2 separate regions of the Homo sapiens genome follow, and region 2 is linked to region 1. A link is a loop called in an ENCODE intact Hi-C map of the cell type or tissue named here. Cell type or tissue: MCF 10A. All regions are shown on one strand. Links, peaks and the distances in the headings refer to the core of each region. The heading gives the core; the rest is flanking DNA. Region 1 overlaps LOC105376146 (synapsin-1). Region 2 overlaps ROR2 (receptor tyrosine kinase like orphan receptor 2).

Region 1 (16,652 bases), core at 4,361-12,360:
GGCTCGCTGAGGTCCATCTACCCACCCCCGCCACGCGGGTGCGGCGTTCCTCGGAGGATGTGAAGGTCCGCGCTCGGGTGCCCCCGCTGGGACGCCCACTGTCGTTTGGTGCTGGGGCTTGAGACGACCGCGCGGGATCTCTTCCTGTGATTTTGAGCTGATAGCTGCTTAGTGTTATTTCTGCGTCTAACTGGATACGGTAGTCTTCTCTCCCAAATTCCCGGGCTACGGAAGAGACGTAAAAAAATGGAAAAAAGAGCACCTAGCCGCGACTTCTTAAGTCGTCGCGCTAGACTGTCAAGGCACGTGGCACACTCCCTGCGTTTACCGATACACGGATAGTGGTCAGTGCTGGCCTTGGCGAAGGGAGCCATGTTCCCGACAGTGACTCACAGGCTTGCCCAAATACGGAGTGTGGCAGGTGGGCAGGACCTCCACCAGCCAGCTCCCTCCTGGTCTCCTTGAACTACGTGGGGGCTGGGCCGAGTGCCTCCACGACTTTCCACTTCTTTTTGCTCCTTTCGTTTTTAAAAAGCAAAAACCAAAGTAAAGAGAAGAGCAGAGTGAACACCCAGGTACCATCCCTAGTGTCTGCCATGAGCAGCAGATCTATCTACTCGCCAAGATTGTCTTTTCTACCTTTCCCCTTCTTGCACAGTTAATATCATAATAACGCAAGTCATATTTAAAAAATTTTTATCACCTATCAGTTGAGTTTTTGGAAAGCCTTCCAGGGCAGCGTTGTGGTTTTGAACGCACTCTTGTTCGTGATTTATCTGGTAGTACAGCTCTGCTGACAAGGCTCTGAAAACTCAGACGTACAATATGGGCTTAGCGTGTTCCCCGACACCATCTTCCCGGTGCTGACTAATGCAAGAACCACATCCCCTCCACTACACATTTTCCAAACTTGACTACCTTCATGAGAACAAATCCTGATTTTAGTTTATAATTTCCACTTTTCTCATACATATATAATAATTCAAGATGTGGTCTTACTATGTTGTCCAGGTTGGCCTGGAACTCCTGGGCTCAAAGGATCCTCCGGCCACAGCCTCCCTGGTAGTGGAATTACAGGCGCATGCCACTGTGCCTGGCCACTTTTCTCAAATTTACTGATAGTTTCCTTTTTGCCCAAACCTTACAATGCTTATTTGTAGCTTTGAGAACCTCTCTTAGATGAAATCAAAATCATATCCATATTAGTTGCCTTTTTGGGGTCAGAAATGCAGCTATTGTCTAGAAATCCAGGGCTGTCCTGCATAATCTACCCTCCCCTTCACGTGTTCTGACCTTGTTCTGCATTTTGAATAATTTCATGGAATTTCAAAGCCGTTGTAGTAAATGTCTTTCTTTAAAGACAACTCGACCTTCAAGACAGGTAAAGAACGTGCCTGGAGCCACCCCAGGCAGTGATGCTGGAGGAGTTCTCTCAACCTGGAAACTTATTCTTTATGCTGAATTTTGAAATCGAATGCTCCTATATTTACTTGGAGTATTTTAGATTGTGTATGTATTATATCTGTGCATCATTCATTGTTACCATCTAACTTGGAAATCAGAGGAAGTGTGAAAGGTATCTGAGATACCAGCTTAGAAAACAACTCTTTAGCTCCTCCTGGTGATTAGGACACCACTAAACAACAGGATGAAGGATCTGTCCCCAGGGCCGAAGTGATGATGTATCTAATATTATATCCTAGAACATTCACAGAGTAGGTAAGTATTTGCAGATTAACTCGAGTAAATGGAGCATAAAAACCTAAGATATTTGAAACAAATTAACCAGGGTGGGGAGGCTTCTAGGAAGACATCAGCATGTGCCTGATGGTGGAGCTGGGCTGTAAGGTTCTCAGGAGGAGGAGGAAGGGGTTCTTGCTCTCAGCAACCTCTCAGTGCTAGGGGTGGATTGAGGGCAGGGGCAAGGGAGGAGGTGCCTGGACAGGGATGAGAACTACCAGCAGAAGACAATCAACCACATTCTAATTCATTTTATTATACTGCCAACATGGTTTCTGACTAAGCAAATATAAGAGCTATAGCTTGAGAACAGAATGACTAAAACAGTGACTTCTCCTTACTAAAATGGGAATTAATAGGAATTTGTAATTTAGTAACAACTTAATTTAATATAGTAATAATTTTTCTACAGCTGCAGAATGTCTTGAGCTGGAACATCCCCAAGAGGCCATATATATATCCCAGGGATTTTACAGTGGACCTCACTAGGCCGGAGTAACTGTAAAGTCAGATGGATAATGAGAATTCAGGACGTTAGCCACACGTGGACTGTGGCAAAAAGAAAGTGACCCACTGAAGAAGACTGTTTTTCAGCTCTCTCATCAATTGCTGTTTCCAGGAGCCCACAGCTCCAATTACTCAAAAGAACGTTGACTTTTTTTTTTTTGGTAAAATATCCTGATTTTCAGGTTAGGCAAGCAATTCATTAAAAAATAAAAGACTGCACAGCCCACAGCTCCAATTATTCAAAAGAAAGTTGACTTTCTTTTTTTTGGTAAAATATCCTGATTTTCAGTTTAGGCAAGCAATTCATTAAAAAATAAAAGACTGCAGGACTTACCTACCCAGAGGCTGGACAGTCTGAGTCCTCTGAGTTCTACAGAGATGTCCTGGGAACAGGGGGTGGAGACGGGGGACTCAGTGGCTAAAAAGCAGGCTGCCTACCTGGCAACCAAATTGGGCAGCTCTACCCTATCTGTTTTGTGCATTGGACTTATGGATTTCTTTGTAGAAAAAACTTCGATAACTAAAAGCCCTTTGGTGACCTCCTGTCTGGTCTGGTGGCCGGCAGCCTGCATCAGGGCTCCTGTGTGCCAGGACCATTTTCTTTCCACTGTAGTATGTTTATGGACCACCTTGTGTCTTTTTATTAAACTCCAGGAACAGAAGTTCAGTTTCTGGGAATCCATAGCATACCGTTTTTGTTGTTGTTGTTGTTGTTGTTGTTGTTTTTGTTTTTGAGACAGGGTCTTGCTCTCTTGCCCACACTGGAGGGCAGTGGAGTGATCACGGCTCACTGCAGCCTTGACCCCCCCAGGCTCAAGCAAACCTCCAACCTCAGCCTTCCAAGTAGCTGGGATTACAGGTGCACACTACCATGCCTGGCTAATTTTTTAATTTTTTTTTTGTTAGAGTCAGTGTCTCTCTATGTTGCCCAGGCTGGTCTCAAACTCCTGGGCTCAAGCAATCCTCCCACCTTGGCCTCCCAAAGTGCTGGAATTACAGGTGTGAGTCACAGCACCAGACCTGTTTTGTTTTCAAGTGGAGGCTTTAAGATGTGAGCTAGCATGGTAGCCTTAGTGAGGTTCTCCTCCCCACGCCCATCAGTGTGTGCTTTTTGCTGGGATTTTGGCTTTGATGCAATGAGTCATTGACTGTTGAGGCAGAAACTTCCTGGAATGATATTTCTTTCCACCACTCATGCACTTTTATTTCTGCTATTCATGCCATTTTTAATCTTTCACCTCTGTCTTCCTCTTCCGCTTTGCCTTTTCTTGTAGTTTTTCTACCTTTGTTGACCTTTTTTCTTTTTAAATTTAGTTATCTTGATTTACTCTATTATTCTTAGTTTTTTCCTTTGGCCTTTCTCCAGTCATTCAGATCATTACTTCCTGGGATTCCTTCATTCCCCCAAACATCCACTTTTCTCTTTGCTCTTGCCACCTACCTATCCCAGCCACAACCTAGACGTTATAGTTTTTAAGATTTCAACTGTCTTCCAGCCTCTGCCTCTCGGTCCCCTAACTTTGCCATGTGGCTCCATTAGCAGGAGTTCTATTAGCATGCTTGGCCTTCTTTTTCAAAAACTAGCTTTTGTGGGAAATTGGGTAATAGAAGATGGTCACATAACATTCCCTGTAGAAGCGATGGCTTTAAAGTATGGGAAGCCAAAATGTTTCCTATTAAGCAGCTCTTGCTCAAGCTAAGAAAGAAATTAGATCTCTACACCAACGACATGATTTCCCCAGACAAAATCAGCTGATGGTCTGAATACATTTGAAAGCATTTCCAAAGGACCCAGGAAAAGACCAGAAAGAGGTGATTTTGCAAAGAAGAGAAAATGTTGCAAGTACACTATTACAAAAACTGAAACATGTCTTTAAATTCAGCCACCACAGATGGCACACATTTCAGTAAGCATTTTTATTCATTCAGATTAAATGGTATATGTGAGTAAGAGTGCCAAAATAAGGGACATTAACAAAAAAAGGTGGGTAGGAAAAAGGAGAATACACTAAAAATGGTCAAGACTGTGGGAGCAGCTAATCGTGTTCATTGCAAAATCTTGGCGATGGAGCAAGCATTGTGGCAGCACTCAGCCAGCAACTGGAACACAGCTAGCAGGGCTATGAGTATATGAAATAGAAAATTGTGAAATATGTTCTAACAAAAATCATTTCATGAAGAATAAGACAAGACAGGTCCACATTGCAATCCAGTTCAAATCAACGAAGTAAAGCTTATCTAAACATTTCTGTGAAGTCATGCACAGGATAGTTTACTGGAAAGAGCTACACAGCTGCAACTCAGAAGCTGAAATTCTGGTGCATTCTGTACCCCATACTCACCAAGGGGATCATTTCACCTCTCTGAATGTCCATTCCTTCATCTGAAACCCGAGGGAGCCAACCAGATGGTTGGCCACGTTCCTTCTCTCATTAGCATGGGTTGACTAACATGCCACCAGCATATATTGCAGAAAAGAAAAACTGCAAATGTGGCATTTGCAGCAAAGCAGCTATGGCAAGCACTGGCTCATTCATAACCTTCCCTTGGCCTAATTGTAACATGGACAAGAGAAAATTACCTTGTTGAGTTGCCCACCAACTTTTGTCACTCCAGAGACAAAAGTTGTCTTCTGGAGTCGTTTGTTTCAGCAAGAGATTAAAGTGAATGCTCTCCGTTTGGTAAATGCACTTAAGAAGTCCGGAAATTGGGTGCTTGACCGCATTTCTGGTCTTCTGAGAAACTTTCAGAAGTGCTCAAGATTCAGGTGCCATTGTGTTTTCAGCTGCTGCTGTGTGATGCTGCTCTCAGGCGGTGCATGTAGGTCTGTGGAGGATTTTGTGAGTCCGCATACTGGCAGGATGATAAAAGAGCCAGCTCTCGGGCAGTCACCAGGAATTGCAGGCAGTAGAGCCCAGTGCTGAAGACCCAGATACAGAGGCCCGTGTCCACATCCCAGCTTGCCCACAGCCACTCAGGAACTCTGTGGCTGTGGGCAACTTACTTTTCTCGTCTGCTGTGTGCCTCACTTTCACCTTTTGACAACCATTTATAATTATAGTATCAATCTCAACTTGTTCTGAGGATAAAATTAGTACCTATTAACTGATTAGGAAAGTGCCTGATATATTAGCAAGTGTTAGCTATTATTATTAACCCAAAAAAGAATCAACATACATCAGAAAAATAGTATCATCAACCAAATACTTGTGCCTGTGCATGCGTATGTGTGTGCGTGTCCATATTAATTACATATACATAATAAATCTTGTTACGCTGCCAGGATCCTATTCAATTCAGATGAACAAGTGAGCATGTACATCTACAAGAAAGAATAACAGAGGTGGATGGGGATTAGAATTCATTCATTCTTCCATTTATGGAGCACCTGCTGGGTGCCAGGCATCCCTTGAACAGTTGAGTGATGTCCCATGCCTGCTGTAGACTTGGCGCTCATTCACTCACTCCCTCACTTAAGGTACATGTTTACTGACTACTTAGCAGGGGCCAGAAACTAAGCCAGGCCCTTAGAGGTTAATGGGAAGATGAGGATGGTGGGTTAAAAGCATAACTCGAATACTGTCGCGGTGTGGTAACTGTCACTGGAAAGACCAGACTGTGTACCAAGAGGGGCTTGAAGGAGAGGAGACCCACATTCCATTGAAGCAGAGGCAGAAGTACTTCCTGAAAGAGGGTATAATTTAATCAAAGTTTTTCTTTTTTATTAAAAAAAATGTTTGGTACAGGGTCTTGCTCTGTTGCCCAGGCTGGAGTGCAGTGGCATGATCATAGCTCACTGCAGCCTTGACCTCCTGAGCTCAAGCAATCCTCCTGCCTCAGCCTCCCAAGCAGCTAGCACTACAGGTGCATGCCAACACACCAGGCTAATTAAAAAACATTTTGTAGAGGCAGGATCTCACTATGTTGCTCAGGCTAGTCTCAAACTCCTGGCCTCAAGTGATCCTCCTACCTCAGCCTCCCAAGTGCTGGGATTATGACCAAAGTCTTAAAGATGTATGGGTATTCTACAGGCAGGAATCATGCCTCAAAAGAGTACCACATAAAGCCAGGCCTAGCAAAGCCAGTGTGGTTGGTGACCAAGGGAACCTTGGGGAGTGACAAGTCCTGGCAGAGAGCTTGATGGAAACCCAGGTTTTGCAAAGTCGGCATGGGAGAGCAGTGTGGAAATGTAGACCAGGCCCAGGCCTAGGGGACCTGGAGTAGCAAAACCAACCAGTACGTTATTCAGGCAGTACGTTATTCAAGCATTTAAAACACATTGTTTTAAATGCTTTTTTTCCCCCAAATGTCACACATTAAGAATTAGTGTAGGGAAATGGTTCAAAGCCTGGACTCTAGAGCTGGGTGGCCATGGGTAAGTCACGTGAAACCTTGATGCCTCAGTTTCTTCATCTGAGAAACAGCACAATAGTACTTTACATATGCTATATATGCTTCAGTTCCTCTACACAGTAAGAATAATAACAAATACTGCTCAAACACCACAGCATGCACACACCGTCTTGGGCGCATCACATATATTAAGATGTTTCATCCTTCTACCATTCCGTGGAGAGGGGAAAGGTGTCACGGGAACAGAGCCTGAGCTTAGGGATGCACTGGCACATGCTCTCCTGTGCTATTACAAAGGGTGTGTATTCATCCCACGAGAGAAAGCCAGCTGGAGACTAGAAGCAAGTGGAATTTGACTTGAACAGTTTAACCACAGTGGAAGCCGACGTGACTTTGGCCTTCAGGGAGTGTCTGTACTTGGGCTATGCTGCTCCAGAGTTCCTTTTGCTTCTGTTCCTGCTCCTGGCTGTCTGGGATGGTTCCCAGTGCAGGACTTGTGCTGCTCAATGACCCAGGCCACACAAGACTTTCCCCCTAATGCATAAGTAAAACACCACTTTCCTTTGTAAAAATGACCTCTCTGCAAGTCCCAGTGTGTCTCCTTCCTGGATCCCCTTTGCCTCACCTGTCCCAAGCCTCTCTTGCTTGCTACTGGACAGGCTTTGTCTTGGACGCCTTTCCCTCTTCTACCACCAGCAGCTAACTTGGGTCTTCCTGGGTTCCCAATGCTTTCCTGCTGCTGCAAGTAAGATGGACAGAACTTACAGATGGGCACCTCCCATCACTTAGGAACTCACACAAGCACAGAGGGCCAGGAACCTGTCTTTCCCAGGGGCTACCGGGGCAGGTGACACAACCCCATGATGTAGGGTAGTTGGCACACTGTCAGGTTAGTTCTGAGCCATGAGTGACAGGAGATGGGATGGAACCAGTAGATAAATACCTCCTCTCTACAATGTTTAGTGGCATGATGTCCCAAATCCCAGCCACAGTCTGTGCTGTCTTGGGGCACTGTAGTCAACCTGGTAGTGTACCTTGTCCTTATAAATGTACTTCCCCTATTTCTCTGTCTCCTCTTCTTTTCCTCCTACTCTTGCAGTTCTAGAATTGTACCTCCCAAGAAAGGCTTAGCACAGGAGATTTGATTCAGGCTCCGGTTTCTGGGAAACTCAGGCCCAGCCAATTTCTTTCGGAACCTGTCAAAGATTCAAAGTGCAGCAATAGTCCCAAAAATAGGTTTCCTGAAAACATGTCCCTCACGAAAAGTAGCAGAGAAAGATGACTCTCAGTCTTGCAGAGAAATTGTCCATTTTCTTATCTTTTGCAGTATTATGAAAACTGTTGCTGACACATAAGAACCTATATATTCCAGTGAAGTTGTTTAGGTTTTTTTTTGCCAGATCTTAATTCTGCTGTGCAAAGGCAGAGCTGAAAAGAAATGGGAGGTTGATTTGTAAAGCATTAGTGTGAGAAGGTCTTAGGGAGGTCTTTTCTAGTACTCTTTTGGAGTATGATATATATTGCTAAAGTAGCTGGAGAGTAGTCAGAAGTATAGCTATTTTGATGTGATAAAAGGAAAACATTTTGAACTGCAGACTAGGAAAGAAAACTTTCTTGTTACTGAAAAATATTTATCTTTACTACTGAATATCTGAAAAGCATTCTTTTTCAGTGTAAATTTAATCATTTAATGGTGAAACAATAAAGTCCTTCCTATTTAAGTAGGAAAATAAACAGGAAACTCATTATTATTTGACATCATTTTGAAGGTCTTAGCCATTGCAATGAGACAGGAAAAAAAAGAATTATCAGTATTACAAGGAAGTTATAATTCCATATGTTCATTTACTTATGTAGCAAAACTAAAGCTTATGCAAAAATAGAAGAATTCAGTAATGTAGCTGGACAAGATGTTAATATTTAAAAACAAAATTTTCCTGCATATGGGAATCATTTGTAATAGAATGGCTAAAAGCACACATTCTACATTTATTGCTGTGACTATCGGCAAATTGCTGAGACTCATTATGTTTCAGTTTCCTCCTCTGCACACTTGGGATTGTAGTCATGCTGCCCTCTGAAGGTTATGGTGAGGATATTATGAATGAGCATTGCTGCAGTTTGACTCACACAAGATCTACTTACAAGCTTATTCATCCAGTCTTTATTTACTCTGGGATTTGCAAGTATCAAATACTTTCAGACTTCCTTGATGGCAGGGGTGGCTAACTGACATCATTCTGGCCAAACGGGCATAATAAGAAGTTGCAGGTGCCCCTATTTTCCTTTTCTCCTGCCTTAAAAATGGACATGATGCTAGAACTATAGCACCCATTTGACCATGAGGGAAGCGTCAATATCAGCACCTGTTTACCTACTCCTGGGCTTCTTGAACATGAGAAACACAAACCTCGATTTGTTTAAGTCATTGTTAGATGAGTATTTTGTGAACAATATTTTCATTTGTGACTGAATAACATGTGAAGCATAACATAAATAACATATCTGGTGCCTAGGCAGTGTTTAATAAATGTTAGCTCTTAGTATTTTAGTTGAAAAATATTATATTTAAATATATTTAAAATATACTTGGGAAAAGTGTCTTATTCACAATAAGAAAAACTATCAAATAATTAATACTACATCTAACAAAAAGGTACAAGCTAGTCTACATAAAGAAAACTATTAAACATTGAATAATGACTAACAGAAGCCAAACAAGTAAAAAAATTGAATATATTTCTGATTAAGAGTATTATAAAGATGATGATTACCCCCAAATTAACCAATGAGTATAATCTCTCTTAATCAAAATTCTAATGGATATTTTGAGAAACTTAAAAAGTTGATTCTCAGGCCAGACACAGTGACTCATGCGTATAATAGAAGCACTTTGGGAGGCTGAGGCATGAGGATCACTGGAGACCAGGAGATTGAGACCAGTCTGCACAACACAGGCTCTCATGAGTGCTTCTAAACAATGGAACATAATATGCTTCCAGAACCTCAGCTTCATGAAGTCTAAGACATGTTTCTTCAGCTTTCAAGCCTCCCCAAGTAGATATCAGATTGCATGGGAGTAGAAAAAAATGGATGCTAAGTGTCTACTAACCAAGGGAAAATACATCATGTTGGAATCATTGGCTAGACCTTCATCTCATTCCAAGCATAAAAATATTCCCGTAATATTAAAGATTTAAGTGTTAAATTACACATAAAAGTACAAAACCAAAATATGGGAGAACAGGTCTACATGAAACCCAGAAGTTACAAAAGAAAAGATAAATATATTTAATTAACCGTGAAGCAGCTTTTGTTTGATAAAAGACACCTTAAAATTAAAAGACAAAAAATTTGAGAAAATAGTTCACATTTTTATTCTAGAAAAAGGTTTAACATTCTTAATATGTTAAGCACTCTTATAAATTTACAAGAAAATCAACATCCAATAGGAAAATAGTAAAAGGATACGAATAATTTTCGAAAAAAATCAAGTGCACCTAGACTTCACCACTATACAATTCATCCATGTACAACCAAAAATCGCTTGTACTCTTAAAGCTATCGCAATTAAAAAAAAAATTAAGAATAGGTGGCAGTTTAGATTTGGGCCATAGGCCTGTAGTTTGCCAAACACTTCTCTAAAGGGTTTCCTAGGGAATGTGGAGGTCAGCATGAACATGCCCAAGGACCATGGCAAGGCTGCCTGTAGGTGACATAACAGTATCCGTATGAGCCGTCTTCTATGATTCCAGGCACCCCTGTGCTTTCCCTGGTTTTCTTTTGCATTCCCCCAAAGTACCTAATAACTGAATTGTGTGTTTTCTCTTTCTTTCTCTCTCTCTCCACTGCCCCCACTAGGCATAGCAAGTATTTGCTATGTCAAGTAGTGGAAGCATCACCCTCCTTGGATATTCAGTCCTCTAAATGATCAGAACCCAGAGTTGTGAGAATTGTGATAAAAACGCTTGCTGCAACTGACTTATACAATAATACAATCATCAGGCCCCTGGAGCTGCTGGTCAGAAAACTCCAACATCTCTATGACCTTGCCTGCCTGCAGCAATTGCTAACTCAACAGGAAGTGTGCCTCACCTCTCTTTCACCATCAAATTTTATCTTAATTTGCATCCAGAATACCAGTTGCAAGAGAGACTAGTAAATGTGGAATTCAAATTCTATGGTACATAAAAGGCCACTCAAAGGAGGTTGAAATGGAACTTGAGTGCCATTTCATCATGGTCCTCATGAAGCCTGACCGAGTCCACCTGCCTCTAGAGGCTGGATGATGGCTCCGTTTGGCACTGAATCAGTTTTAGAGACATCTGCCTGCGCCTGAAACTGAGGAGTGTAGGAAGAAAGGTCTGCCTTGGTGAAGTGAGGACTATGATTTTGCCACATGGTCTTCATGACTACCATTCTATTCTGTGACAGTGGTCAACCAGGGTCCCTTACTGAGACTTTCAGTGAACAGTTTATTCCATGTGCCTACAGCTTATAATCTAATTAACATTTCATCTATGCATGCCAGGTACTATCAGAACTCTTCCCTTTAATACTAGCTGGATTTTTACTTCCTTCAGTTACATCTTGTACATCCCATAGTTCACTCAACTTGCTGAGAATCTGGGAGCAATTTTTTACAGCATTCAGGGTACTTTGTTGCAAGCAACACAGACCGATTTTGGCTAATATGAGCAGAACAGTAATTTACTAAACAAAAAAACCCAAAAAACTCCAGGCAACTCACAGAATCTGTGGCAAGTCAGGTTTGAAGGCTAAAAAGCCGGAAGCTATGCCCCAAATCAAACTGCAGAATTGATCTCCCGCAGGCACTGCTGTCTCTGCTGTAGGACAGAGAAACTGCATCTGCATGGCACACTCCTCCAATGCTGCTACCAGAAAGAAAGCTCCTGCAAACAGGATACAGCCACCTTCACAGGCACTGCCCCAGGGAAAGAGCCTGCATGATCTCCATTTCTTCACATTACCATTTTCTGATTAAGATTTGAAGGTGGGGCCGGGCGCGGTGGCTCACGCCTGTAATCCCAGCACTTTGGGAGGCCGAAGGCGGGCGGATCGCGAGGTCAGGTGATAGAGACCATCCCGGCTAACACGGTGAAACCTCGTCTCTACTAAAAATACAAAAAATTAGCCGGGCGTGGTGGCGGGCACCTTTAGTTTCAGCTACTCCGGAGGCTGAGGCAGGAGAATGGCGTGAATCCGGGTGGCGGAGCTTGCAGTGAGTCGAGATGGCGCCACTGCACTCCAGCCTGGGCGACAGAGCAAGACTCTGCCTCAACAACAACAACAACAACAACAACAACAACAACAACAACAACAAAGAGTTGAAGGTGGGGAGCTAAGGAGGAGTTAAGTATGTCTGATTGGCAGGACCTACGTCATATGCCAGGACCCTGGCTACCAAGAGTCTGGGAAAATTAATAGAAGATCTTCAACTTCTCTGATTGGAGACAGGCTCTATAACCCAAAATAGGAAGAGGTTCCTCTGCCAAGTAGCCATAAAGTGACAAATGTTCACTACATCCTTCATATATAGTCAGTTACAATTTCCTACTGACACTATCCCCTAAATCAGCAGTCCCCAACCTTTTTTGGCAGCAGGGACCGGTTTCGTGGAAGACAATTTTTCCACGTGCAAGGGTTTTGGGGGATGGTTTCAGGATAAAACTGTTCCGTGTCGAATCATCAGGAGTTACATTCTCATAAGGAGTGCGCAACCTAGATCCCTCGCATGCGCAGTTCCCAGTAGAGTTCACACTCCTATGAGAATCTAATGCTTCCGCTGCTCTGACAGGAGGCTGAGCTCAGGCAGTAATGCTTGCTCGCCCACCGCTCATCTCCTGCTGTGCGGGCCAGTTCCTAACAGGCCAGGGATCAGTACCGGTCTGTGGCCTGGGGATTAAAGAACACTGTCCTAAATCTCTTTTTTAAAACAGCTTTATTGAGTTATAATTCACATCCATACAATTTACCCATGTAAAGTGCACGATTCAATGGTATTTGATGTATTACATGTTATATTTTTTGGATCAGGAATACATATATAACAAAATTTGCCTGTTGACCATTTTTAAGAAAATAAATTTAATCATTTATACTTAAGATGTAAATATATTGTGGGATACATGTAGATAGTAAAATGGTCACTATAAAGAAGCAGATTAACATATTCGTCATCTCACACAGTTACACTTTTGTTAGTTTTTGTGGCAAGAATAGCTAAAGTCTACTCATTTAGCAGGAATCACAAATACAGTACAATTTTATTATCTGTAATCTTCACGTACATTTGATCTCTAGACTTGTTCATCCTACATGTCTGTTACTTTGTGTCCTCTGACCTACATCTCCCCATTTCCTTTCTACCTCCCTAGCCCCACCCCTGGTAAGCAGTGTCTTATTCCCTATCTCTGTATATATGACTCTTTAAAAAATTCCACATGTAAATGAGATCATGTATTTTTGTGTGTGTGTCTAGCTTATTTCACTTAGCACAAACTTCCAGGTTTCTGCATGTTGTGACAAATGGCAGGATCTCCTTTTTTAAAGGCAAAATAATATGTCTTTATCTATATGTATGTAGCACAGTTTCTTAACTATTTGTATCTCTACAGACACACAGGTTGTTTCCATATCTTGGCTATTGTGGGTAGTGCTGCAGTAAACACGGGCGTGCACATACCTTTATGAAATGGTGACTTTATTTCCTTTGGGTATATGCCCAGAAAGGGGGTTGCTGGGCCACATGGTAGTCCTATTTTTAATTTTTTTGGAAACTTTCATATTGGTTTTTATAATGGCTGCACCAAACTACATTTCCACCAGCACTATGCAAGCCTTCCCTTTTTCTTCACATACTTCCTAACATTCGTTATCTTTTGACTTTTAAATAATAGCCATCATAATGGGTGTGAGGTCGTATCTCATTGTGATTTTGACTCGTGTTTCCTGATGATTAACTGCGTTTAACACCTTCTTACAAATTTGTTGGCCGTTTTTCATATCTTCTTTGGAGAAATGTCTATTCAGGTTCTTTGTTCATTTTTTATTGAGTTATTTGTTTTTCTGCTATTGAATTGTAGGGGTTCTTATAAGTTGTGGATGATAACCCCTTATCAGATACAGGGTATACAATTTTTTTTCCCAATTCATAGGCTATTTCATTTTGTTGATAATTTCCTTTGCTTTGCAGAAGATTTTTATTTTGATGTAGCTCCATTTACTTATCTTTACATTTGTAGCTTGAGCTTTTGGTGTAATTAGGGGAAAAAAATCATTGTCAAGGCTAATGTTCAGGCACTTTTCCCCTCTAGTGTCTTCTAGGAGTTCTATAGTTTCAGGTCTTAAATTTAGGTATCTTATCCATTTTGAGTTGCTTTTTGTGCATGATGTAAGATAACAGTCCAATTTCATTCTTTTATATGTAGAAATTCAGTTTTCCTAGCCCCATTTATTAGAGAGACTATCCTTTCTCCATTGTGTCCTCTTGGTGCCTTGGTCAAAACTTAATTGACCATACATGTTTGGATTTACTTCTGTGCACCCTATTCTGTTTCACTGGTCTATGGCCTGTTATTCCAATATGGTATGGGTTTATTCCAATACAGTATGAGTTTGATTATTATAGCTTTGCAATATAATTTAAGATCAGAAAGTGTGATACCTTCAACTATTTGTCAGAATTGTTTTGATTATTCAGGATGCTTTGTCGTTCCATATGAATTTCTGAACTTTAAAAAAAATTTCTGTGACAAATGTTATTGGGATTTTGATAGGGATTGCATTGAATCTGTATATTGCTTTGGTTAACAGACAATTTAAAAACATTAATTATTGTATTCATGGGCATGGGATATCTTTGTATTTATTCTTCCTCAACTTCTTTCATCAATGTTTTACAGTTTTTAGTGTCTAGATCTTTTACCTCCTTGGTTAAATTTCTAAGTGCTTTATTTTCTTTTGATGCTACTGTAAATGGGACTGTTTTCTTGATTTTTCTTTCAGCTAGGTTATTATTCTGTGAGTAAAAACACTACTGATTTTTGTATGTTGATTTTGAATCCTGCAACTTTACTGAATTCACTTATTAGTTCTAACTGTTTTTTTTCCCTGTGGAATCTTTGGGATTTTATACATATAGGATTGTACAATCTGCAAAATAGAGATACTTTTTCTTTCCTTTCTAATTGCCTTTTATTTCTTTTGTGTGTGCGTGTTTGATTGCTCTTGCTAACTTCCAGTACTATGCTGACTAGAAGTGGAGAGTTGTCATCCTTGCCTTGTACTGGACCTTGGTGGAAAAGCTTTCAGTTTTTCTCTGTTGATTATGTTGTTAGCTGTGGGGTTTGCATACAAAATCTTTATTATGTGTGAGAAACTTTCCTTCTAAATCTAAGCTGTTGAGAGTTTTTTATCAACAAAGGATGTTGGACTTCGTTAAATGCTTTTTCCTTGTCAATTCAGAGGATCAGATGGTTTTTACTATTTCATTCTGTTAATGTAGTATATTATATTGATTGATTTGCATATGTTAAATCAGTGTTATATGCCAGAAATAAATCTCACTTGGTCATGATGTACAGTCTTTTTGGTGTGTTGTTGAATTCGGTTTGATAATATTTAATTGAGAATTTTTTGCATTAATTCTCATCAGAGAAATTGACCTATAGTTTTCTTTTCTTGTGATGTCTTTGTCTGGATTAGGTATCAAGATGATGCTTGCCTCATAAAGTATGTTTGGGAGTATTTCCTGTAGCCCTATTTTTTGGAAGAGTTTAGGAAGTATTGGTATTAGTTCCTCTTTGAATGTTTGGTAGAATTCAGCTGCGAAGGCATCTGGTCTTGGGCTCTTAATTTGGGGGAGGGTTTTGATTATTTCTTCAATCTCTTTGTTATTATTCTGTTCAAGCTTTCTATTTCTTTCTGATTTAACTGTGGTAGGCTTTACTTTTCTAGGAGTTAATCCAACTCTTAAGTCATCCAATTTGTTTGGCATATAATTGTTCATAATAGTCCTGTGTGATTCTTTTAATTTTTGAGGCATCCGTGTAATATCTTCAATATCATTTTTTATTTTATTTGAGTCTTTTCTCTCTTTTTTGCTAGCTAGACTAGTAAGTGTTTTTAAATTTTGTTTACTTTTTAAAAAACCAACTCAGTTTTACCAATTTTTTTCTATGGTTTTTCTGTTCTCCATTTCATTTATTTCTATTCTGATCTTTATTGTTTCCTTCCTTCTGCTAACTTTGGGCTTAGTTTGTTCTTCTTTTTCTAGTTCTTGAAGAATATTTTTAGACTATTTATTTGGGATCTTTTTTCCTTTTTAATGTAGGTACTTATTGCTGTACACTTTCCTCTCAGAACTGCTGCTGCTGCATCCCATAGGTTTTAGTATGTTTCATTTCCATTGTCATTGGTCTCAAGGTATTTACAGTTTCCCTTTTAATTTCTCCTTTTACTCATTGATTGCTTAGGAGCATGTTGTTTAATTTCCACATATGTGTGAGTTTTTCAAGATATCTTCTGTTATTGATTCCTGGTTTCACACCATTTTGGTCTGAAACAATCTTCGATATGATTTTAGTTTTTTAAAATTTGTTAAGGGTTGTTTTGTGGCCTAACATACAGTGTATCCTGGAGAATATTCCATGTGTACTTGAGAAAAATGTGTATTCTGCTGCTGTTGCATGGAATGTTCTGTATATGTCTGTTAGGGCTGTATGGTCTAAAGTGAAATTCAAGTCCAGTATTTCCCTATTAATTTTCTGTGTAGTTGATCTATTCATGGTTGAAAATGAGGTATCAAAATGGTCTACTATTATTGTATTGCTGTGTATTTCTTTCTTCATGTCCATTAATATTTGCTTTATGTGTTTAGGTACTCTGATGTTGGGTGCATATATATTGATAATTGTTATGTCCTCTTGATGAATTGATCCCCTTATCATTAAATAATGACTTTTTTTGTCTCTTGTGACAGATTTTGATTTGAAGTATATTTAATTAGATATAAGTTTCAGCCACCCCTG
Region 2 (14,143 bases), core at 5,188-13,187, 290 kb after region 1:
AGGCAATCCGCATGTTAGTCTTTGGCTCCTGTAGCCTAATTTGAATTATTTTGTGTATCTGAAAGTAATGGTGAATTTTCTGAACAAAATGCTATGGTTCCACATTCTTATTAGTTTACACTGGCTTTCCCCCAAAACAGGTGGCTTTAGTGCAGTTTTCCTGTAAAGACACCACCGTGGTGAGGAGACAATCAAAATGCAGTTAAAAAAAAAAAAAAAGAGAGACAAAAAGATGATTTTTCAAAACTAGGAAAAGAAAAGCCATATTAGACAGCTAGTGGAATGTAGAAAAATGCTTGTGCGGATAAGGCAATAAGGATGGAAAGGCGGCCTTGTCAGATACCGTACAGGAGCAGGCAGTGCCATGGAGAGAACACAGAGCTGGCACCAATGGGCAGGAGGAGCTGGAGAAGCCACTGCCTCCCTGCCTCCTGGATTCCCTCCACCTGTCTGGACCCCTCTCCCTTCCCAGACACCGCCTCCACTTTGACTCATCAAGTATCGTTCACGTAGGCACCCCAGTCCATCTGGAGTTAGCCCCTGGTGGACTGCAGCAATGAAAGGGCAGGGCTGGGACATCTTGGGGGGAGTGATAGTTGCCCTGTGGGCGGAGGTTGTTGCTGCCGTCCTGCGGGGGTTGTAGCTGCCATCCTGGGAGGGGAAGTAGCTGCCATCCTGGGGGAGTTATAGCTGCCACCCTGGGGGGGAAGTTGTAGTTGCCATCCTGGTGGGGGTTGTAGCTACCATCCTGGGGGGTTACAGCTGCCATCCTGGGGGAGTTGTAGCTGCCATCCTGGGGCGGGGGGGGGGGGTTGTAGCTGCTGTCCTGTGGAAGTTGTAGCTGCCCTACCAGGGGACTTGTAGCTGCCATCCTCGAGGTGGTTGTAGCTGCCATCCTGGGCGAGGAGGTTGTAGCTGCCATTTTGGGGGGATTGTTGCTGCCATCTTGGGGGCGGTGGTAGCTGCCATCCTGGGGGTGGTTTATAGCTGCCATCCTGGGAGGGTTGTAGCTGCCATCCTGGGAGAAGTTGTAGCTGCCATCCTGGGAGAGGTTATAGCTGCCATCCTGGGGAGGTTGTAGCTGCCATCTTGGGGAGGTTGTAGCTGCCATTCTGGCGGGGGGGGGGGGTTGTAGCTGCCTGGGAGGGGTTAAAGTTGCCATCCTGTGGGGTGCTGTAGCTGCCATCCTGGGTGTGGGGCGCGGCTTGTAGCTGCCATCCTAGAGGGGTGTGACAGTTGGCTTCTGAAGTTCCAGAGATATAGTCACTTTCTTCTGGTGCCTCCCCTGGGTACTTGCAGATGCCCAAGGGCCTTCCAATGCCCAGTGGATGGTTTGATACACCTCTCTGCCTCTGGGCAACATTTTCACTGAAAAGCTGACTGAGAAGGAGCATGAACAGGACAAATTAGTGTAAAAAACAATGAGCTTAAGATGCCAACTTGCCCTGTCTTTCTAAAAGCCTGCATGAGAGTTGAGCTATGTGTCCCCAGGCCCTTCATGGGCAGCTGCCCTGGGCAGAGATGTGAACAGCATTCCAGGGCTGGGGGAGCCAGCACTCTCAGGTGTCTTGGTGGCTGGGTGCACTGGCCGAGCCCCACGGAGGGCACTGTGGCACTGATGATTGGCAGCTCATTCCCCAGCAAAGCCACTCTGGGGATGTCTCCAGCAGTCACACTTGCAGACTCCGCAGCGGCAGTGAGCAATGGGTTCAACCAAGTTCCCTCCACCCCTAGCACAGAATACTAATGAACCAGAGCTCCCTACCACTAACAAGCTGAGGTCACCAAAACACACTGTCCAGTGAAAAGAGCAAGGCAGAAAACAAGTTGTAGAGAAAGTTACCACTTGTGTAAAAAAGTCAAAGGAAGAACTAGAAGAACATACGTGTATATTGACTTACGTATGTATAAAGGAACTCTGGGAAGATCCCTCAGAAACAGTTAACAGCAGTTACTTGTAGGGGGAGGGTGGAGGGAAATCTGGGCAAATGAGGGATGGAACTTCCCTTGGTATCTTTAAACTATGGGACTACATCAGCTACTCAATAATTAATAAGTTAAATGAAAAAGGAACGCGACACTGTAAAGACAACGAGGCTATGTCCTTCTTTGCAGCTGGTATCAGGTAAACCTACACCCAGGCCTTCTCTCCCTAAATAGAGCATTACTCTTTTATTTCAAGAGCCAATTATTGGGCACCCACTAAGAGCCAGGCCAAGAAATACTTGCAATCTCTACTACTTTGGGGAATGATGAGGGAGGAAAGTGTGTGGGGTGGGAGGAGAATTGATCTTGGGAAGTTCGTGTGGACTGACTGTGGCGAGGAGAGGGTCAGAGATCTCACTTTGAAGCACACTGACTTTGACACAACCCCCTTTTCAAAGTTCATCTCAAAAAGGATTTTAGATATTCCCGTAGGAAACACATAAAACCAATGCCTGTGCAAGATTTATTTTAAACATCAGATCACAAACTGTCCAAAAATAGTGATCAGTGTGCAATTGTGAGGTCAAACTAAACCTGAATTGAGTTTTTAAACAGTGTTTCCATGTTGGGAGAACCAAGGGATTTTCCTGAGTCAGTTGGAAGCTCTTATATACTGGAGTAGTCACGCACCCTACATCAGTAGAGAAAAATGTATCCAGTGCTCTGACAGACTGTTGCAACAATGATGATCAAAAAATATAAGGAGTGCAAAGGCATTTGTGAGTTCATATGGCTGGATTAAAAATCATGTTTAAGTGACTTAATAGCTGTGAAAACTTCCCTGTTGTGTGGGTATGAACAAGGACAGGCACGTTACTAGTATCTGAATCATGCATCTCAGCTCTAGAATCAATTGTTCTGGAACATCCCAACCAAGTCGCTATTATTCAACTGCAGGAACTTTAAACACTCAGTAATCTTATGATGCATCAAGATTTTACAATTAAAATGATGGTAACACACAGAGATGTTCAAAATCCCCAAACCAAAATCTCCCCCACTCTGTAAAAATAAACCTCCGAACGTTTTTCAGCAGAATCTCTGCAGCTGTAGTTCTGCGGCACTGTCAGTTGCCTGGGGGTTAATTCTGGCAGGGCAGGGTGATGGTCAACTGCTTGTGGAGAAAGCAGCCACAGGGGGGTTATTTCCCATTTTTCACTCTCAGGTCTCAATAGAACAGTTAAGCCATCAGGTGTACCAAATTCGAGATAAAAGTAAGTTCCTCTTTCAGCTCAGTGGAAATGAGAAGTAACTCCATTTCACCGCGAGCTTTTTTACTATTCAATCCAGACCGCACTGGCCGGGAGAGGTGCTCTGAATCCTTAGTCTAATCACATTTCTTCCTTCTGCTGAGAAGGGAGGGTCCATCCTGACTTTTTAGGATGCACATTAGAACTCTGTGTTTATTTGTGTGTGGGTGAATCTTCTGTGAGCAGCGCTATGCGCAAACCAGGGGAGGACAGTGATGGGGTCAGGACATGATCCCCCAAAACGTGGCACCTGGCATTTGAGGAAGCCACAGAATCAGGAAGGTCTCTCTGACCTTCTCCCGCCCTTCTCCTCCCAGACAGGCCATAAAACCCTCATTCCAGAGGTGCCCTCCCTCTACCCAGAGGAAGGGAAGCTCCTTATCTCTGAAGATACAGGGACAAAGAAAAGAATCTGAACAAACAAGCCTGCAAACAAGCCCCTACCCGGCCCCACCCCGGTCTATTGCCATTGGTCACATCCCTTTGTCCAACCACACTTCTGCCTGCCTGTCCACTCCACCAAACTTAGTATGGAAATACACAGGCTTCCCTGCTTCTTTGGGTTGCTTGAGGCTTTTCTCGTTAAGCTGTCTTTTGTTACAGGGGCCTCAGCCATGAGCCTTGCAGTGGGTTAGAAAAAGATGTTACCACAGTGGCTCACGCCTGTAATCCCAGCACTTTGGGAGGCCGAGGCAGGTGGATCACGAGGTCAGGAGATCGAGACCATCCTGGCTAACACAGTGAAACCCCGTCTCTACTAAAAATACAAAAATTAGCTGGGCGTGGTGGCACGTGCAAGTAGTCCCAGCTACTGGGGAGGCTGAGGCAGGAGAATCACTTCAACCCGGGAGGTGGAGGTTGCAGTGAGCTAAGATCATGCCACTGCATTCCAGCCTGGCAACAGAGCAAGACTCTGTCTTAAAAAAAAAAAAAAAAAGGAAAAAGAAAAGAAAAAGATTTCTCCCCTATGACAAGATAAGGTTCAGGTCGACATGGTCAGTTTGATGATCTACTCCAAGTGAGGGGACTTGCTACACCTGAGTCTCTGCATACTCTCTCCCCACACCAGTTAATACTGGAAGCTCTGAAGCCACTGCTCCCCAGGTCACCCTATAACAGCTGTGCTCAGACCCAGGTGTACCTTGGACTAGCCAACTGCACCACAGATAGAGCAGGGGATGCAGGCAGCCCATGAAGGAGGCCCATTCTCTTTCACCCCCTCCCTTGAACTCAGCCCTGCTGCTCCAGGGCCCCCAGAAGTGCCAGGCTCCAGGTTTAACAATGTCAGGGGCTCTGGGACCTCAGGAGGGGATGAGATTAAAACCAAAGACCATCTTCACACCATCTGCAATTAACTAACCTGCATTGGAGACCTTAACAGAGAGAAGCCACGGAGCTAGTTCCATCATTTATCTGCCAAGGGATATCCCCATTAGCATGGGGCTCCTGGCTCAGGGCAAACCTCCCAAACCCACAGAAAGGGCTCAGCTCAAATCATCACCGTTTGGCGTCTCCGTCATCCAGCACTGCCTCCCGCTGCCTCGCATCCTTACAACCTGCAAGAGAGCCAATCACATGCTTTGTTTCACTTTATTGGATACACCGGGTGTGGGATTTACAAATAGGACCAACAATGTGTGCGGGGCACAGACGGCTGCCTGTGGGTCTGTGTGTAACAGGGGCTGTAAAATGAATGGACCTCATGTGCACGTGGTACAGAGAGAAGCAAACCAAGACCAACTGGATCCCAACGTGGGTAACATAAACAGTTAAATTACTAAAGTCATCTTAAGACCAAAATACTTCAATGAAAATGGCATATTAAAAACATATAAATTACATTTAAGCTCTGTACATGATTCTTAACAAAAATAACAATACCGTGTTCTGTACAATACTGCTTCCTCTGAACATTCCAAACCCAAGAAACACTTTCCCTTGAATTCCCAAAAAAAGTGGGCAAAATACACATGGAGTATAATTAAAACCATTTCACCAAATACAAAGCTGTCAGTTTCTTTGAAGGCACACATTTTGTTGTATCTCAGGAACTCCCATTTCAGAAGCCCCTTGTCTTCCGACCCCAACAGGCAGCAGAGGGCAGCCTCCGTTCCAGCGAATCTTTGGCTGCTAAAGGGAGAATATTCTCAGCAGGGAGGCAGCAGAAATGGAGCCCCTTCATCCTCAAACCAACAGACCAGATCGGTTGTCAGGAACCTCAAGACCCGAGGTGCCTCCTCGCTGCCTTTTGCAGGCCCTTATTCCCAACGTTTTGAAATATTCACTCCATATATGACATGGAGTGAAGCTGCCACCTATTTTCTTGAAAGGCATTTGCTGCTCACTACCAGTCTACCACCAGAATCAATGTATACAGCCCTGGGGATGACCATGTGTCCTGCTCCCCAGGACGCCGTGCTGCCAGACCCCCTGCCTGGCTTGGGTGCTCCTAGGCAGGGCAGCTCTCTGTGTCAGAGGACAGAGAGGAGCAGGGCTCCACCTCACCCAGTCTGCAAACAAGCCCACTGGCCGGCGGGCTCTTGTGATTGCTGAGTATGGTGTCTTCTCAAAGGTGACTGAGGTCCCTGTGGGGTCTCGGCGGGGCTTCTATCCCCGAACCCCGGGCCCTGGTGCCACTCAAGCTTCCAGCTGGACTTGGGCCTCGTCCACCTGCAGAGTGTCACAGTCCCCCAGCAGCTCAGTCTCTGGGACAGAGCCTTCCTCCTCCTCCTCTGCTTCCTGCACGGTGCTCTGGGCCCCATCTTCTGGGGCGTTCTGTGTGTCATCAGCGCCCTCTGAGAGCAGGGCTGCCCTGTCTGCCATGGATGTGTTGGAGGGGGCCGTGGTGACGTAGCCTGTGCTGGTGGAGCCACTGCCACTGTGGTGTGAGCTGGGCTTGGGGACCATCTGAGGAGGCACCTGCTGCGGGGCCATCTGCATTGGGATCTGCACCGGGTAGAAGTTGGGCAGGTAGGCCCCATAGGCCGGCACCGGCTGGTAGCCGTTGACGGGGACGTAGAGCTGCGGCGGGGGCACCATGGGTCTGATCTGGCCCTTCATGGGGATGAACTGGGGCTGTGGGAAGGGCGGGGCCTTCTGCTTGGGCCCCACGTAGCGGGCGTTGCTCACATTGCTCACTGGGCTGGTGCTCAGGGAGCTGGTCTGCGTGGTGTTGCTGGCCCCCGAGGTCTGCGCCGAGCTGTTGTAGTTGGAAAGGTTGCCCCAGGCTCGGAGCCGGCTGTGGATGTCCTTGAAGCGGGGCCGCCGGCTGGGGAACTCGTTCCAGCACTCGATCATGAGGGCATACACCCAGGCGGGACAGTCATCGGGGCAAGGCAGCACCTGCCGGTTCCGGATCATCTCCACCACATCCTGGTTGGAGTACCCGCAGTAGGGCTGCAGGCCGTAGCTGAAGACCTCCCACAGGACCACACCGTAGGACCAGATGTCTGAGTCGATGGAGAACTTGCCGTACATGATGGCCTCTGGGGCCATCCAGCGGATAGGCAGCAGCGAGTTCCCCAGCAGCTTGTAGTAATCGGCGGCATACACCTCTCGGAAGAGGCCCAAGTCTGAGATCTTCACGTTCAGCTTGTCGTACACTAGCACATTGCGGGTGGCCAGGTCCTTGTGAACCACGTGGTGGCTGGATAGGTACTCCATCCCCGCCGCGATCTGTGCCACAAGGTGCACGAAGTCGGGGGGCTCCAGGGCGGACTTCACCGTGCGGTCATCATCGGTGCTGCCCACGTCCGAGTGCGGCGAGCGCATGACCAGGAATTCGTGGAGGTCGCCGTGCGAACAGTAGCTGAAGATCATGCTCAGGGGCTGGTCCTTGGTCACCACGCCCAGCAGGCAGACGACGTTGGGGTGTTGCAGCCGTGCTCGCAGCATAGCCTCATGCCGGAACTCCTCCCGCAGGGGCCCCTCCGCTTTGTCCTTCAGCGTTTTGATGGCCACAGCCTGGGTCTGCTCCCCCGGGGCAGGGCCGAACAGGTGACCTTTGTAGACTTTCCCAAACCGGTCCTCTCCCAGCTCCTCCATGAACCTCACCGCAGACAGGCTGATCTCTTTGAGTTTGGCCTGTCAAGAAGAAAAGCCCCACGTGAAACATCACTGTCACCGCAGCCCTGGAGGAAGCTGCAGAGCAGCCGGGAGGAGTGGAGTCCCTGTGCGGCCACGACTAGGGGGGCCTTGCAGAAGACCCGCTGGTTTTGCCCACCCAGCCTTGGCCTGCCCACCCACAGCTCTCTAGTTAACCTTAAATACGGCTCTGATGCCAAGGTTGCTTCCCATCTGCAATCTTCCACAGATCCCAACCAGGCTACAAATAAGGTCCCTCCAAAATCCAGCTGGGACACACTGACTTCCTTCCCACTTGTGCATGTGTGGACACACACACACACCCTACAGCCAGGCCCAGGCACCAGCTGCCCTGGGGCTGCCCCGGACATACCCTGCCAGGTTCCCTCCAACCCCCATGTGTGCCGACACATCACGTGAGATGTGATGTCTTTTTCTCATGGACCCCACAGAGGCTTTCCCACGACATTTTTGTCTTGGCAATTTTGTCACTTATAAGAGTCCAAGCCAGTTGTTCTACAGAGGTTCCCTCAATGGGCCTGTCCATGGGCCTCTTGACTAGGGTCTCTGTTAAACATGTTCCTGGAAAGAGTACCCCACAGGTGATAGGAGCCCTGAGAACCCTGCATCTCTCTCGGCCTCTATGACACCAGCTCCTCCCGTGTGGCCAGCCCTCATCCTCCCCAGAGGTTCCTGGGCCTCCGTGCAAGCCCCGGGGCTCTGTGCCCTCCTCGCTGGCCAGCCCCTGCCCATAGCAAACTCTCACCGACTCTGGGACTGAAGAGCCAAGTGCATCAGCTCCCTCCTGGCCACCTTGAAGAGCCCCTGCAAAGCTGGCTGAGAATGATGTTACCTACGGCTTGCAATGAGTGTAAATGCCCTTTTACAACACAACCTGGAGAGGCTGCAGCACATGTTCTCATCTGTTGTATTTCAGTGCCCCACCCCCATCTAAGGCTGCTCTGGGATGAGGGGTGGCCTTTTAGTGGTAGCCTGTCCACCTACTCCCATTTAAGAGCTATTCTCCTATCCTTCCCTGTAAACAAAACAAAGCAAAACCAACCCAACCCAAAAGTGTCAAGAAAAATTATGGGGAGCATTGGAGCCCTGTTGTTCTTGTGTGTCTTCTGGGCAGAGCTGAGGCACCTGGACAGTGAGGACACTCGCTGGGGCCCACAGGGGCAGCATGGTCCAGGCAGAAGGAGGCCCATGGACTCTGGGGCAGTGAATTCCCAACACGCCTGCCATTTATTTTCTAAAGCACACATGTCCTGATCTAGTTTACAGAAAAAAAAAATGGCAAAATGAAGCGGAGTTTAAAATAATTATGTGCTATGTATCAAGTAAATTAAGACATTTAATGTTGGGGGAAACAACCCCTGAGGATTAAACCTGGAAGAGCCACCCGGGTAGAAAATGTAAGGCATGGAGACCTGTTTGTGCTGGTTAATGAGGGGCATTTCCATGTCTTGGCTGGGCGAGGCCATCAGCTGTCGCCGCTGCGGTGTGGACGCAGATGCCTTCTGCTTATTCCGGCACATGCAAACCAAGAAGAAAAGGCAAGCGATGACCAGTGGAATTGCGATGCTGGGGACCAAGATGTACAGAATCCCCATCTTGCTGCTGTCTCGGGGACCTGTGAACAATAAGGCTTTCGTGATTTTTCAGAAAACATCCCTTTTCTACTCTAAGTTCTCTACCAACCCACTCTCCACCTCCAGCCAAAATCTTCACGTGCACGTGTGTCATCACCTAAGTTACACAATGGGGTAAAAGGGCACACCACACCTTAAAAAACATGATGCACCAAAAAATGCACACCCGGCTGCATCCTGGGGAAACAAAACCCAAAACTGCCCAACCTGGAAACAAGCGGGAATATGCAGTATAAAAAGTAAATGAATTCTAATGATCTTAATAACGACCACATCCGCTTTCTGTTCCTGATGTTTGAATACCATCGGAGATAGGTGCTCTGCCCAATTTCACTTTTATCAAGGTCTCCCCAGCTACTGACAAGTTCATGAAATTCACTGGAGACCCTTGTCCAAGGTGAGTGAAACTTGGTACTGGGATTAGACACGATCCTTTTCCTCATTCAACATTTTAATGTTTTCTTCACATTTTTATCTAATGATGACAGATTCTTTTAGGGTAATAATTAAACATGCACTAGATTTAAAAGAGCACCAGTAGTCCATGCTCTTGACCCAATACAATATGCAACAGGGGCACAAGAATTCTTGGAAAGCACTGGGTACCAAGATTCAAGGCCACCAGCTACCTTCCCTGCATTTTTTTTTTTTTTAAATCACAGGGAAAAGTAACTCTTTGTCTCCCTCTACAGGATTTACAGAAAGGTACAGGGGGCACACCAGGCAGGCTGAGGTGACCTCAGATTCTGAGCAGGACTCCAGGCAGGGCTGGCTCCTCCCAGGCTGCGTGGCCCCAAGCACCCCACACGTCAAAGCAATTGAATGTAAGACAAAGTGGTGCCGTTTCAGGACGCTGACCCTAAGCCTGGTGGAAGGTGAGTTCTCTAGAGAGCCACTTTCCCACATCCCCAGAAAACCACGGTGTTCTGTTTTCTCCTTAACCTTGCAAATAACTATATCAGACTTAGAGGGCCCCATGGCCAGGGGGCAAAGCGCTTCTCATCTGGAAGCAAACAAGTGATTTCTGGTCAGTGTGAGGCCTAAAAGAGCTAACTCGGTTCTAAAAGTGAACATGCTACTGCCACCTTAGGAAAAAAGCACCTTGTCCCAAAACCCAGCCTTGCCCCACCCCTGCTCCCCCAAATAAGAAGAAATCAAGTAAAACCACAAACAAAACTTTCTTCTGGCCCCACCTAGCAGCTTCCCCTCTGAAAGGGTTCTGAGGCAGGTGTTCCAGAAATCTTCGGGGCACTGGGGATGCCGATTCATTCTTTTTTACTAGGGTTTGGTTCATTTTTCATTATTAAGGTTAGCAGGAGAGTCCAGGCCACTCTCACGCCAAGACCAGAGGTGTGAGCTCACACTGACACCATCACCTGCTTTTATTATCTACTTAACATTACCAACATGACTCATGCTTACTGGGAAAAACTGTAGTATTACAGAAATGTGGCCTTTCAAAAGATAGTATTTCTAACAGTCCTCTTTCCCAAAGGCTATAAATGGTTAAGTTTCGTGTTCTCCTAACTTTATGTATATTTTAGGTTGAACCACATGGAACAACCGATATTCAACTATTCTGACATATAGACACAGTAGTTTTATATGGTTTTCTTAATTCGAATGTTGAATGAACTTTATTTTATTTATTTTTGAGACAGAGTGTTTGTTTATTTATTTATTTTTGAGATGGAGTCTCGCTCTATCTCCTAGGCTGGAGGGCAGTGGTGGGATCTCAGTTCACTGCAACCTCTGCCCCCTGGGTTCAAGTGATTCTCCTGCCTTAGCCTCCCGACTAGCTGGGATTACAGGCGCCCGCCACCATGCCTGGCTAATTTTTATATGTTTAGTAGAGACAGGGTTTTGCACTGTTGGCCAGCCTGGTCTTGAACTCCTGACCTCAGGTGATCCGCCTGCCTTGGCCTCCCAAAGTGCTGGGATTACAGGCGTGAGCCACCACACCCGGCCTAAATGAACTTGATTTTAAATAGAATCGTGTCATCCATATTTTCCTGCTCCTGTTTTTTTGGCAGAATAAAATCTCTTGGACAGCAGCTCATGTTGGAGCAGATAGATATGTGTGTTCTCCCACAGCTGCATGCCACTCCACAGCACAGGCGTCTCCAACTGCCCCATCCAGCCCTACTGATAAACAGTCTGTTTTATGTTTAGCTCTCACAAGTGATTCTGCAATAAATATCCTTCCATTTATGCCCTGTAAGTACAAACCTGCGATACAAGATTCTAAGAATTGACTGGTCCAAAATCATACATTTTTTTCATGCTTTGATTTATTTTTAATTACAAAAGTAATTCCTACTCACTGTAAAAAAAAAAAAAAAAGTCTTGTATTTGAACACTTTTGTAGGTCTGGGGAAATCACTGCTAAAAGTTTGATATCCATCTTTCCAAAACCTCGTAAAAGTCAGGAGCCTGTGTGTGCTCACACACAAACTCCCACTCATTTTCCTTTTGCCAGAAACAAAACAATAAGCAAAAAAGCACCTCTAACACAGTTCTGTCCTACAACCTGCTTTTGTTCCTTACAGGGCACAGGGCCATCCTTCATTGCAGGACAGCTTTAAGGTCTGGAGTGCTCCAGAGTGCCTAGACCGCAATTTGAATGACTGATAATTTCATTCTTAAAATTTGTTCTCCCATAATGAACACATTCTTGAAGATTTGTGTCTGATCTGCTGAGCCAGAGGCAATGCCAAATCTGGAGCTGCTGAATCACACATCAGGAAGGTCATTAGTGCCAGTGTTTATTTCCTGCACTTCGGAGTAGAGACACGCGGGCCTGCACCCCAGGAGGAGATCTCCAGGTGCATGGTGAGCCCAGCCTCGCTTCACCGGCTGCTCTCTCTTTATCCGCGGGTGCCCACTCATTCACCAATTGCTGCTTCCAGCTCCCAGCCCAGCCTTGGTTACCCTGCTGCCTGGACTGGTGAACCGGGCATGACTAAGACAGAGGTGAGAACTGTCGAAGCTGTCAACCATCAGCCACGTGAGCTTCCATATTCATGACATTACAGACACACTTGCAAGGAATGAGGACAAGCAATGAATTCTATTTTCGCCTCACTCCACCAAACCTAAGTGTAAAATCTGAGAAGCAGTGAAAAGCTCAAAAGCTGGTGGGTGGAAGGGAAATATTTTTACGAATATTAGGAACTACTGAGCAATAATGGTGTTTTTTGTTTTTTGTTTTTGAGAAAAGGTCTTGTTTTGTTGCCTAGACTGGAGCGTAGTGGCACCATGATGGCTCACTGCAGCCTTGAACTACTGGGCTCAAGCAATCCTCCCACCTCCACCACCCAAGTAGGTGTGCCACCACGCCTGGACAATTTTTGTATTTTTTGTAGAGACGGGTTTTTGCCATGTTGCTCAGACTGGTTTCAAGCTCCTGGGTTCAAGAGATCCACCCGTCTTGGCCTCCCAAAGTACTGGGATTACAGGTTGTGAGCCACCGCACTGGGAGATAATGTTAATGGAGAAACAAAATGTCAAAGTGAATATCCCAGGACCATCCATACATGGGAAAAGGGCTGATGGAAGGGGGTGGGCCAAAACGCAAACAAGTCACTACTGGGTGGTAACATTAGGGGTGATCTGACATTACTCTTCAGACTTTTCTATATTTTAAAATGTCTTGTAATGGTCAGATGTTACTTTCATAACAACCAATAACTTGCGTTATTTATTTATTTATTTTTGAGACAGGGTCTCACTCTGCTGTCCATGCTGGAGTGCAGTGTCACAATCTTGGCTCACTGCAACCTCCGCTTCCCAGGCTCAAGTGATTCTCCTGCCTCAGTCTCTTGAGTAGCTGGGATTACAGGCATGTGCCACCGCACCTGGCTAATTTTTGTATTTTTATGGGGTTTCACCATGTTGACCAGGCTGGTCTTGAACTCCTGACCTCAAGTGATCTGCCCACCTCGGCCTCCCAAAGTGCTGGGATTATAGGCATCAGCCACTACGCGTGGCCCAACAGCTTTATTTAAAATGGTCACTGTGGTAAGATCAGGGGTCTCTGGTCGCCACCGTACAGAGGCACACCCCAACCCAGGTCAGGACAGAACGCCCTCATCACAAGGTTCACTCAACAATCAACACATTAAAAAAAGAGAGAGAGAATACATACTACACGAGGGTACGTCACACAGTTCCATGCGTACGTTTTTATTCTGCGTAAAGCACCAGGGGCCCTCCATCTGGCCTCCGGGGTTCCGGCAGTAGGCGTGCCCCCCTCCAAGCTCAGGGAAGTCTGTGCTGGACAGGTGGTGGCTGTGGGGGTGCTGCAGGGCCCACGGCTGGCACTGGTGGCCTGACTTGGTGGTGCTTGCCGTTCCTCTGTAATCCATGCCTGAGCCGTTATAGCACTGATGGTCTGAACAAGGAAAACACGTTAGGAAAACCTCCGGGGTACAACAAAACCATTCTGCCTACACATGCCCAAACTAGAATTTCCAAAAGATCCAAGGATTTTACATAACTTACCAGAAAAGAGGCATTAAAAGTAATGGCTTAATGAAGTCCCAAGCCCACAAATTAAATGCAGGGCACATCAGGGATAGGCATGGGGAAGGAAACTTGTCTAAAGTTATTCCACAGCCCCAGAACCATCTCTTGGGACCCACGAGGCACCTGCACACCACCACCCCACCAGAATGGGGATGTCTCCCCAGCCTCAGGATCAACTTGCTCTAGGAAGAAAGCCAACTGTGCAAGCAAGAAGGGCCTGGCCCCTCCATCTCAGGACACCCTGCTCAGCCATGGGTGAGAACAGTGCAGGCCACGCCACCTCCATGGAGGAACCCTGGGGTTGGGGTGTGCATTTGGTGAACATTTCTGTAGTGTTTACCATGTGTGGGGCGCTGCTCTAAACCCTCCTGGCTGGGGCACCGTGGCTAACAAGGCGGGTGGATCACTTGAGGTCAGGAGTTCAAGACCAGCCTGGCCAACATGGTGAAACTCCGTCCCTGCTAAAAATACAAAAATTAGCCAGATGTGGTAACGCACGCCTGTAGTCCCAGCTACTCAGGAGGCTGAGGCAGGGGAATCGCTCGAACCTGAGAGGTGGAGGTTGCAGTGAGCCAAGATTATGCCACTGCACTCCAGCCTCAGTGACAGAGTGAGACTCTGTCTCAAAAAAACAAAACAAAC

The links. Hi-C counts contacts between places; a loop is a spot of excess contacts. Peaks named below come from ENCODE experiments on the same cell type or tissue, not always from the same donor. Only the 100,000 strongest peaks of a DNase experiment are listed, where the experiment ranks them.
Region 2: it touches region 1 in a loop (7-fold over the local background); 14 of 110 quality-filtered maps call a loop at or near these places.

Annotation. Positions count from the first base shown.
Region 1 is chr9:91,424,678-91,441,329 of GRCh38, forward strand. LOC105376146 (synapsin-1) reads left to right here. Exons shown (of 2, transcript NR_188612.1): 1 at 1-1,719; 2 at 2,153-2,933. It also overlaps a transcript of NFIL3 not described here. Among named protein-coding and RNA genes, the nearest start is that of NFIL3, 9.2 kb to the left of the region's middle. RefSeq lists a silencer at 1,803-1,999. In MCF 10A, for the core only: a CTCF peak has its summit at 8,672 (motif pointing left); a DNase peak (open chromatin) is centred at 8,684.
Region 2 is chr9:91,717,789-91,731,931 of GRCh38, forward strand. It overlaps ROR2 (receptor tyrosine kinase like orphan receptor 2), which reads right to left. Exons shown (of 9, transcript NM_004560.4): 7 at 13,122-13,367; 8 at 8,753-8,955; 9 at 4,813-7,319. The coding sequence ends at 5,874. Among named protein-coding and RNA genes, the nearest start is that of MIR3910-2, 89 kb to the left of the region's middle. RefSeq lists an enhancer at 1,923-2,092. In MCF 10A, for the core only: a CTCF peak has its summit at 9,652; a DNase peak (open chromatin) is centred at 9,673.